Regions from separate parts of the Homo sapiens genome. Here region 2 is linked to region 1. Evidence: chromatin contacts called from ENCODE Hi-C or POLR2A ChIA-PET data. All regions are on one chromosome and are shown on one strand. Each heading gives the region's core, a stretch centred on a gene start or an enhancer-like site at or near the end of the contact. The rest is flanking DNA. Distances are from core to core; before and after follow the strand shown. Region 1 holds the start of BBLN (bublin coiled coil protein). Region 2 holds the start of PKN3 (protein kinase N3).

The links. A loop is a pair of places that touch in the nucleus more often than their neighbours do. ChIA-PET counts read pairs that join two places held with the same protein, here RNA polymerase II (POLR2A). Pooled maps may share reads with other maps.
Region 2: a pooled map shows a loop between it and region 1 (5-fold over the local background). The contact joins the promoter of PKN3 here to the promoter of BBLN in region 1. A Hi-C loop is called at or near these places in 1 of 168 maps with a recorded cell type or tissue (K562) and 1 of 50 pooled maps. POLR2A ChIA-PET finds 5 or more read pairs at or near these places in 1 of 52 experiments (activated CD4-positive, alpha-beta T cell).

What each region holds. Positions count from the first base shown.
Region 1 is chr9:128,156,378-128,161,540 of GRCh38, reverse strand. It overlaps BBLN (bublin coiled coil protein), which reads right to left and starts at 1,276. Exons shown (of 2, transcript NM_024112.4): 1 at 1,055-1,276. The coding sequence starts at 1,133. RefSeq lists silencers at 1,027-1,116, 1,327-1,536, 3,556-3,751, 5,025-5,163 and enhancers at 468-1,421, 1,422-2,375.
Region 2 is chr9:128,699,777-128,705,132 of GRCh38, reverse strand. PKN3 (protein kinase N3) reads right to left here and starts at 2,630. Exons shown (of 22, transcript NM_013355.5): 1 at 2,194-2,630. The coding sequence starts at 2,217. RefSeq lists an enhancer at 1,814-2,353 and a silencer at 2,168-2,737.

The DNA.
Region 1 (5,163 bases), core at 27-2,526:
AGGCAGGTGCCCCACACCCCTCCAGGCCAGGCTTTATCTGTGTCAAGGGTACTTCCCAGTTCCAAGCCTTTGCTTCTGCCTGGGACACCACCCTCCTCCCCACTGTTCTAAGTCCTGTCTGCCAACATCCACTTAATGTGACCTCCTGGGAAGCTCTTCCTGATGCTCCCAACAGCATTGCCCAATGCAGAGCTACCTGAAACTATTGTGATGGATGTACAACCCTGGGAATACACAAAAGCCTACTGAACTGTACAGTATGGGTAAGTTGTATAGCTCAATAAAGCTGTTACGCCAAACAAAACAAAGAGCATGCACCATACTTACACCACATTTACTAAATCCTCAGTGTATGTTAACATGCCAATCTTTACTATACCAAAGATAATAATGACGATAACCATTTACTGAACTCTTGCATGCTAGAACCTGCTAAGGATTTTCCTTTTTTTTGCATTTAATTCTGACACATCCCAGTGCAGCAGACACTAATCGTTATTCCTATTTTATAGAGGGGGAAACTGAGGCTGAAGAAGGTGAGAAGGGAGCCGATGGTTCTCTTCACACCCCACCCCTGCACTCGTAAGCACGCAAAAGGCTGCTCTGTAAGCTGCTGACATTTGGCAAGGCTGTGAGGCTACACCAGCAAAGCCGGGTGGCTGGGGATGCTGAATCGGCAGAGCGACGCCCCCGCGTCCCCAACTCCACGTCCCGGCCCGGCCCCTCCGCTAAGCTCAACCCTGCCTCCCTCAGGTGCCTCGGTCTCCCCCAGGACTGAAGGAAGTGGTGGAGCAAGGCCCACAAGGGCGAGTGTCCCCGAAGCTGCCTTAGTTTCCCCATCTGTAAAACGGGACTGGTGACCTGCAGCTCTCACGGGGCTGGGAACCGGCTCGCGGGTGCTCGCCCTGCATCCGAGACAGCACCTACAACTCCGGACCCGCTCGGGGCGGAATGGGTGGGCTCTTTGTTCCCTTCCGAGACCCCATCTCGATTCCCCTTCCCGGGAGGGCAGCCCTGAAAATGCAAGGTTGCTCCAGCAGCCCCCTCGGGTCACCTGCTTCCCCGAAGCCGTCCTCCTCGCCTTCCGCTCCCGCCTCCACCGGCATCCCCAGGTCTCCGTTGGGGCCCGACATTGCGGGCTCGGGCGCCCGAAGGGCCGCGCGACGATGGAACGCGGCGACCGTCGCGCCGAAAGCCGGCGCCGGATGGAAGGTGGAGGCGGCGGATAGAACACGGGCCGGAAGGGTAGAACGCGGCAGCAGATCTCCGCCCAGAGGCCGGTGCCCCGCCCCTGAAGCCGGAATCCCGCAGCTCCCGCTCCGCCCCGCCCCGCCCCCAGCCGGAACTCCGCCCCCGCCGCTGTTCTGGCCCCGCCCTACCTCCAGACTCCACCCCCACCACCGGACTCCCGCCTCCACCTCCCTCACAGTCGAACTCCGCCCATTCCGCCCCCGGCCTCGCCCCTCTCCCGGGCGCTGGGCGGGGCCACCACGGGGCTGCCCCTGGAAAAGCCCAGGAGTAGGGAGGTCCGGGAGGAGCGGCGGGAGACCGTCCAAGCCCATCTGCTGCTTCGGCCCCTCCGCGTTGGCGAAATCGAAAACGGGGTTTCCTTGTTATTTTTTGAGATAGGGCCTGGCCCTGTCTTCCAGGCTGGAATGCAGTGGGGTGATCTCTGCCTCCCAGCCTGAAGCGATCCTCCCACCTGAGCCTCCAGAGTAGCTGGGACTACAGACGGCTGCACCACGCTGGCTATTGTATTTTTTGGAGACGGGGGGGGGGGGGGGGGAGGGGTTTCGCCATGTTACCCAGGCTGCTCTCGAACTCCTGAGCTCGAGCCATCCACCCGCCTCAGCCTACCAAAATGCTGGGATTACAGGCACGAGCTACTGGGCCCAGCCTTGGAAACGGGGTTTCCACACCTCTTGTGGCTTCCGGATATACCTCTTGTGGCTTCCGGATATTCTTCTTCACAGCCTCGCTGAGAGTCACGAAGGGTCTCCTTCCTCTTTGCCTCTCTGCCTGCACCCCAGTGGAGAGGACCCAACACCCCTACCCCTGGATCTGGGCCTTCCTGGTCTTCAGCGCTTCTCTTAGGGCTCATTGGTTACAACCTGTGGGTGGGAATCAGGCTGGACTCCAGCTCTGGACAAGAGAAACAGGAACATTAGCTAGGCGGGGTGGCTCCCACCTGTAATCCCAGCGCTACGGGAGGCCGAGGTGGGAGGATTGCTTGAGCCTAGGAGTTGGAGACCAGCCTGGGAAACATAGTGAGACACCCTACTCCCACCCCCGCCCACTCAGCCCCCCCCACCCCCGTCTCTACAGAAAGCACAAAAAAAATTAGCCAGACCTGGTGGCATGCACCTTAGTTGCAGCTGTTTGGGAGGCTAAGGCAGGAGGATCACTTGGGCCCAGGAGTTCGAGGCTATAGTGAGCTATGACTGCACCACTGCACTACAGCCTGGGCAACAGAGTGAGACCCTGTCTTTAAAAAAAAAAAAATTAATTAATTAATTAAAAATAAAATGTTTAATTAGCCAGGTGTGGTGGTACACGCCTGTAGTCCCAGCTACTCAGGAGGCTGAGGCAGGAGAATCACTTGAACTGGGAGGCAGAAGTTGCAGTGAGCAGAGATCGTGCCCTTGCACTCCAGCCTAAGCAACAGAGCAAGACCCTGTCTCAAAAAAAAGAAAAAAAAAGGCCAGGCCTGGTGGCTCACGCCTGTAATCCCAGCACTTTGGGAGGCCGAGGCGGGCAGATCACGAGGTCAGGAGTTTGAGACCAGCCTGACCAACATGGTGAAAACCCGTCTCTACTAAAAATACAAAAATAAGCCGGGCGTGGTGGCGTGTGCCTGTAATCCCAGCTGCTCAGGAGGCTGAGGTGGGAGAATCACTTGAACCCACGAGGCAGAGGTTGCAGTGAGCTGAGACTGCACCACTGCACTCCAGCCTGGACAACAGAGCGAAAATCCGTCTCAAAAAATAAATAAATAAAAAGTTTGGCCTGGAGCAGACCTACCTTTGTTTGTTTGTTTGTTTTGAGACAGAGTCTTGCTCTGTTGCCCAGGCTGGAGTGCAGTGGCATGATCTCAGCTCACTGCAACCTCTCCTTCCCGGGTTCAAGCAATTCTTGTGCCTCGGCCTCCTGAGTAGCTGGGATTACATGTGCCTGCCACCACACCCAGCTAATTTTTTTTATTTTTAGTAGAGACGAGGTTTCACCATGTTGCCCTGGCTGGTCTCAAACTCCTGACTTCAGGTGATCCACCTGCCTTGGCTTCCCAAAATGCTGGGATTACAGGTGTGAGCCACCATGCCCGGCCTGGACCTACCTCTTTTTTTTTTTTTTTTTGAGACGGAGTCTTGCCCTGTCGCCAGGCTGGAGTGCAATGGCGCAATCTTGGCTCACTGCAACCTCCACATCCTGGGTTCAAGTGATTCTCCTGCCTCAGCCTCCTGAGTAGCTGGGACTACAGGCACACGCCACCACGCCCAGCTAATTTTTGTATTTTTAGTAGAGACGGGGTTTCACAATGTTTGTCAGAATGGTCTCGATCTCTTGACCTCGTGATCAGCCCACCTCGGCCTCCCAAAGTGCTGGGATTATAGGCATAAGCCACCGCGCCTGGTCCCTGGAGCTACCTTTTTAAGTTGAACTTTGAGAAGCCAAAGAGAAAAAAAGATTAAATAAAAATTTAATTTTTTTTTTTTTTTGAGACAGAGTCTCACTCTGTCACCCAGGCTGGAGTGCAGTGGTGCGACCTTGGCCCACTGCAACCTCTGCCTCCCGGGTTCAAGCAATTCTCCTGCCTCAGCCTCCCGAGTAGCTGGGATTACAGGTGTATGCCACCATGCCCGGCTAATTTTTGTATTTTTAGTTTCACCATATTGGCCAGGCTCGTCTCGAACTCCTGACCTCAGGTGATCCACCCGCCTTGGCCCCCCAGAGTGCTGGGATTACAAGTGTAAACCACCATTCCTGGCTAGATTTAATTTTTTAAAAAATAAAGAGAAGTAGGAATAGTTCATTTTAGGGAGAGCCCCTTAACTGGGACAGGGGCAGGACAGGGGTGAGGCTTCCCTTAGTTCAAGCTCACCTCAAACCCACCCAGGACTGTGTGTCACATTCTCCAATAAAGGAAAGGTTTGCTGCCCCCGCCTGTGAGTGCTGCAGTGGAGGGTAGAGGGCCGTGGGCAGAGTGCTTCATGGACTGCTCATCAAGAAAGGCTTCATGACAATCGGCCCAGCTGCTGTCATCCCACATTCTACTTCCAGCTAGGAGAAGGCGGCTTGCCCACAGTCACCCAGCCGGCAAGTGTCACCCCTGGGTTGGACCCAGAGCTATGATCCTGCCCAGGGGTCCAGCTGAGAATCAGGCCCACGTTCTAGGCAGAGGGGCTCACCTACTGGGACTCCAGTAGCTGTAGTGCATGGAGGCATCATGGCTGCAGCAGCCTGGACCTGGTCTCACACTGGCTGTCCCTGTGGGCAGGCCATCCTCAATGCCAGGTCAGGCCCAAGCATGTATCCCAGACAATGACAATGGGGTGGAATCCTCTCTTGTCCCAGAAGCCACCCTCACTGTTCTACCTGAGGAAGGCAGGGGCATGGTGGAATCTGAAGCCTGCTGTGAGGGTCTCCAGCGACTTGCACATGGTCAGCCCTGCCTTCTCCTCCCTGAACTAGATTGAGCGAGAGCAAGAAGGACATTGAACCAGCACCCAAAGAATTTTGGGGAACGGCCTCTCATCCAGGTCAGGCTCACCTCCTTTTTAAAATTTAATTAATTAATTAATTAATTTTTTTTTAGAGACAGAGTCTTACTGTGTGGCCCAGGCTGTAGTGCAGTGGCACAATCATAGTTCACTGCAGCCTCAAACTCCCCACCTCAGCCTCTGGATTAGCTGAGACTACAGGTGCACCACCACCACACCCAGCTAATATTTTTATTTTTGTAGAGAGAGGGTTTCACCATCTTGCCCAGGCTGGTCTCAAACTCCTGGGCTCAAGTGATCCTCCCACCTCAGCCTCCAGATTAGCTGAGATTACAGGCATACCACCACCACGCCTGGCTAATATTTTCAATTTTGTAGAGACAGAGTTTCACCATCTTGCCCAGGCTGGTCTCAAACTCCTGGACTCAAGTGATCTTCCCACCTC
Region 2 (5,356 bases), core at 1,381-3,880, 540 kb before region 1:
AAACTCCGAGGCCACTCATCTAGGCCAGGCTCCTGTCCTCCGCCCGTTAGAGAAGGATGTGGCGGGGGGGACAGTTCACACGGTAAATGGGTGCCAGGTTCTATTCTAAGTGCTTTGCATATATTACCACATCACTCCTCCCAGCCACCCCACCCGGTAGCGGTGGTCATTACCCCCATTTTCTTTTTTCTTTTTCTTTTTCTTTTTTTTTTTTTTGAGACAGTTTTGCTCTTGTTGCCCAGGCTGGAGTGCCATGGCACGATCTCGGTTCACCACAACCTCTGCCTCCCGGGTTCAAGCGATTCTCCTGCCCCAGCCTCCTGAGTAGCTGGGATTACAGGCACACGCCACTAAGCCCGGCTAATTTTGTATTTTTAGTAGGGACGGGGTTTCTCCATGTTCGTCAGGCTGGTCTTGAATCCTGACCTCAGGTGATCCACCTGCCTTGGCCTCCCAAAGTGCTGGGATTACAGGTGTGAGCCACCACGCCTGTACTATTACCCCTATTTTCTAGTGAGGAAACTGAGGCCCAGAGAGGTGAAGTAACTTGCCCACAGTCAAGACACAGAGGAGGGGCCACCATCTCTCGGGCCCCAGCTGTCCCTGGCAGCCCTGGGTAATCAGGCTGCTCTCTCTACATCTGGGACCCAAAGTAGAGTCCAGGAGCCACAAAAGCTACGCCGAATAGGGGTTCACACGAAGCCACATGAGAAGGCAGCCAGGGGCCTGGGAGCCAGGGCTTGTTCCCCTGATGTCCCAATGCCACAGGTAGCAAAGCAGAGGCACAGAGAGGAACTGGGGAGGTCTCCGGGTGCCCACTCCCTGCTCAGCTCCCGGGAGGAAGTAGAAGGCTCTCTCACGGCTTCACCCAGGTTGGAGCCAGGAACAGGAACACCTCCTTTCCAGCCGCCAGCATTTCAAACCAACCGGTGCCAAAGGTGACCTCAGGCCGGGTAACCCATGATGCCCCGCAACACGGGCTGTTGCAGGAACCCCATCTTACCTCTCTGTGTTCCATCTTCTCCTGAGCCCAGTGGAAGGGGCCGCAACCCCAGACTCAGGGACCCCCCCACCCCAGACCTCAGCGGGGCCTGCTGGCCCAGCTGTCAGAGGGCAAGGGCGAGGCTCAGGAAATCCTCTGACCGCCCTAGGCCACAGGGCCAGAGCCAAAGACCGGAGCAAACAAAGGTCCCATGGAGCTGGGGGCCCGGCCACCGGGGTCCTGAGTCACCCAGCTGCCGCTGCAGGGCGGAGCCCCGCAGGAAATCGGAAAATGTGTACAAGCTACGTCTGGAACAGGCGGAGGGACCTCCAGAGGAAGGGGGTGGGAGGGGGCAGACCGAGCCCCAGCCCTGAAGGCGGCCTAAACGACTGGCTTGGGCGCTCAAGGAGTCTACACGCACCCCGCAACACCCCCATGGTCCCGTCTGCCCTGGGTTGGAACTCCAACATGGACACACACACCACCTCCTTTCCGCTCTTTGCGGGGACCCACTCCTGTCCGCAAATGCCCCCCTCCCAACCACTCGCTCCGGAACAGGACACCACCTCTCCCTCCTCAGGAGCAGATAGACATGGCCTCGGTCCTCCGGGCCCACGCGCACCTACTGCCAGCTCTGGCAGGAAACCCAGCCCCCTCCGCATTCTAGAACCCGCTATGTACCCAAAGGTTCCCGCCCTGGGGCGGGGGAGGCCGCTCCCCTCTCATCTACGCTCCCCTCGTGCCTCCTGTGCTCCGGGAAGGACTCCTGCCACTGCCAAGCGCGCACAGACTGCGCCCCCCGCTGCGCGCACATTCTAACCCCCCCAGGCCCCTGTGCCCCGCCTTTCTATCCCGGCTAATTCCCGTCGGCCTTGGAGCCCCACCGAGGAGAACCGACTTAAGGACACTCTGGGGACCACCCTGGTGGCGCACACTGCGGACTCAGCCGTCCTCGCTCACGGGCTGGTTGGGGTTCAGTCTCCGGGTCAGCCGCGGACTGATTTGGAGACTGTGCAAGGTCCAGGAACCACCGAACCCGGAGATCAGGTCTGCTCTGCGAGGGCGTCGCGGGGCCGGGGCCAGGGCAGGGGCAGGGAAGGGGCGCGGGTGAGGGGAGGATCGGGGGAAGCGGCCGCGGTTCGGGGCTCCGGGGCGATGACAGAGGCTTTCTCGCACCCCCCGGGCCCGCGCGCCCCTCCCACGCCGTTCACCTGCCGCGGCGCCCCCTCCTCCATGGCGCCGCTCCGGCCGCTTGGGGCCCTTCTCTCAGCCACTCCGGTCCCGGAAGCCGCAGACCCTCCGCCAGGACTTTCAAACTTGAAACTTCCCGGGAAGCGGCGCCGGAGACGCGGGATCGGGCGCCCCCTCCCGAGACCCGCTGGCCCGCGGGACCAGCGCCGCCTCCCGTCCGCGCCGATCCAGCGCCCGGGACCCCACGCCCGAGGTCCCGCGCCCCAGCGCCTCCCTCGGATCCAAAATTCCGCGGGATTCTGGGCCCAGTACCCGGGCTTCGGCGCCTGCGGTTCCCGCTGGGCGTGACCGCGCCTCACCCCCGGTTTGGACGCTCAGGAGGCACATCGCCCGCGCCCAGGTCCTCTGGCCTTCCCCGCCGCGCGCCCGCGGGAGCCGGCCAGTTAGGGACAGGGATGGGGGAAACAGCGCCCCCTGAAGGTTGCCGGGTCGCCCAGCCGGGTGCAGCCGGTGGAGCTGGCCGCCTCCTCTAACTTTGAGCCCCTCTACAACCTGGCTCCCGCCTCTAACGCGCTGGGCCTCCTCGACCAAGCCCCTCAAGTCTCTCTTTGTCTCGCACGTTGTTGGTGTAATGTGGGCTAATCCAAAATTGTCTCTCTCCTCGGAGTGGTTGGCCCAGACTAGATATTAGTCACTACAAGAATGTATACTAGGCCAGGTGCGGTGGCTCACGCCTGTAATCCCAGCAGTTTGGGAGGCAGAGGTGGACGGATCACGAGGTCAGGAGTTCGAGACCAGCCTGGCCAACATGGTGAAACCCCCGTCTCTACTAAAAATACAAAAATTAGCCGGTCGTGGTGGCGGGCGCCTGTAATCCCAGCTACTCAGGAGGCTGAGGTGGGAGAATCACTTGTACCCAGTAGGCGGAGGTTGCAGTGAGCCGAGATCCTGCCACTGCCCTCCAACCTGGGTGACAGAGCGAGACTCCATCTCAAAAAAAAAAAAAAAAAAAAAAAAAGAACGTATACTTGTGGAAAAGTAAATCCTCACCCAAAATTATGATAAATTACAAATTACAGATGAATGAACCAGACCTCTCTCCGGCCCATCTCTTACTCAGACTGAGCTTGCTGGTTCAGCCCGTGCCACTTTTTAGGGCTTTACCCTAAAAAGCCCATCCATCCACACGGGAGAAAAGCCATTTACACCTGGTGAAATAGCCGCCACTATTTCAGCCCAAGGGAGGTGTGCTGGTCACTGCCTAGTCTATGGCGGGCCATTCAGCCCGTCCTGGCATCCTGCGTTTACAGGAGGTTGTGTCAGCACTTCGTGGAGGAGCGTCCTCCAGGAGGTGGGAAGGTGATGAAGGGTCAAATACCGACAGTGACTTGGAACAGACAGGCTCTGGTGCTCTTACTGAATGAAGGAAGCCACATGTTGTGCTTTGCACTAATCACTTCCTTCATAATGGACTGGAAAAAAGTGAAATTGGTGAGCCATGGACAACACTGGGTTGTCCTGCTATGGGAAATCACCCAAGTGGCATTGACATATAAGCAAAGGCAACTTGGCTCTGTGAAACATGCCCAGATTTCATAATCAGAGGCGAAATGTGACATTTACACATTAGAGTTGTTGAGGTCTAGACATTAGCAGAAGCACCTGGCACATAGTAGGTTCTTTGACATGGGGGTTGGCTGGGCATGGTGGCTCATGCCTGTAATCCCAGCACTTTGGGAGGCTGAGGAGGGCAGATCACTTAAGGTCAGGAGTTCAAGACCAGCCTGGCCAACATGGTGAAATCCCGTCTCTGCTAAAAAAAAATTAAAAAGGCAGCTGGGCGCGGTGGCTCACGCCTGTAATCCTAGCACTTTGGGAGGCCGAGGCAGGCGGATCACAAGGTCAGGAGTTCGAGACCAGCCTGGCCAACATGGTGAAACCCCGTCTCTACTAAAACTACAAAAAAAAAATATTAGCTGGGCATGGTGGTGGGTGCCTGTAATCCCAGCTACTAGGGAGGCTGAGGCTGGAGAATCACTTGAACCTGGGAAGTGGAGGTTGCAGTAAGCCAATCTCGCCACTACACTCCAGCCTAGATGACAAGAGCAAAACTGCATCTCAAAAAAATACATAAAATAAAAAATTAGAAAAACTAGCTGGGCGTGGTAGCGCACGCCTGTAGTCCCAGCTACTCGGGAGGCTGAGGCAGGCAAATCACCTGAATCTGGGAGGCAGAGGTTGCAGCGAGCTAAGATCACGCCACTACACTCCAGCCTGGGCAACAGAGCAAGATTCTGTCTCAAGAAAAATAAATAAATAAAAATAAAATAAAATGGAGGTTAAATGAACGTTATTATCCATCATTTAGAAGCAAAAAGGCTGACCAAGCCCAGTGGCTCATGCCTGTAATCCTAGAACTCTGGGAGGCTGATGAGGCAGGAGGATTGCTTGAGGCCTAAGAGTTCAAGACCAACCTGGCCAACATAGTGAGACACCATCTCTTAAAAAAGTAAAATAAAGAAGTAAAAAAGTCCTCAGCTTCTCACTGCAGCTCATCAAAAACCCAGGAATCAAACTAACAAGCCTTCCCCACCTTTTAGGAATTCTCCAGTGGTGCAATCAGTCCAGCCAGCTAATTAACACTTTAAAATGTGTATTTGCCTTGATGGCTAAATGTTACTTCTGGAAGCCAAGAGTAATCTGAGATAACTCTCCATAGGAGGGTGCTCACATCTCAACTCCCGGCTCATTTATCCACTCACTGCAGGCAGGAAGCTGAATTCGATGGTTTTCCAAGTTTGGTTGGAAAGTGGCTTTGTTTTTTGTTTTTTTGAGAGAGTCTTGCTCTGTCACCCAGGCTGGAGTGCAGTGGCTCAATTTTGGCTCACTGCAACCTCCACCTCCCGGGTCCAAGTGATTCTCATGCCTCAGCCTCCTGAGTAGCTGGGACTACAGGCACATGCCACCACACCTGGCTAATTTTTTTTTTTTTTTTTTTTTCTTTGAGACGGAGTCTCGCACTTTCGCCCAGGCTAGAGTGTAGTGGCTGATCTCGGCTCACTGCAAGCTCCGCCTCCAGGGTTCACGCCATTCTCCTGCCTCAGCCTCCCGAGTAGCTGGGACTACAGGCGCCCACCACCACGCCCGGCTAATTTTTGTATTTTTAGTAGAGACGGGGTTTCA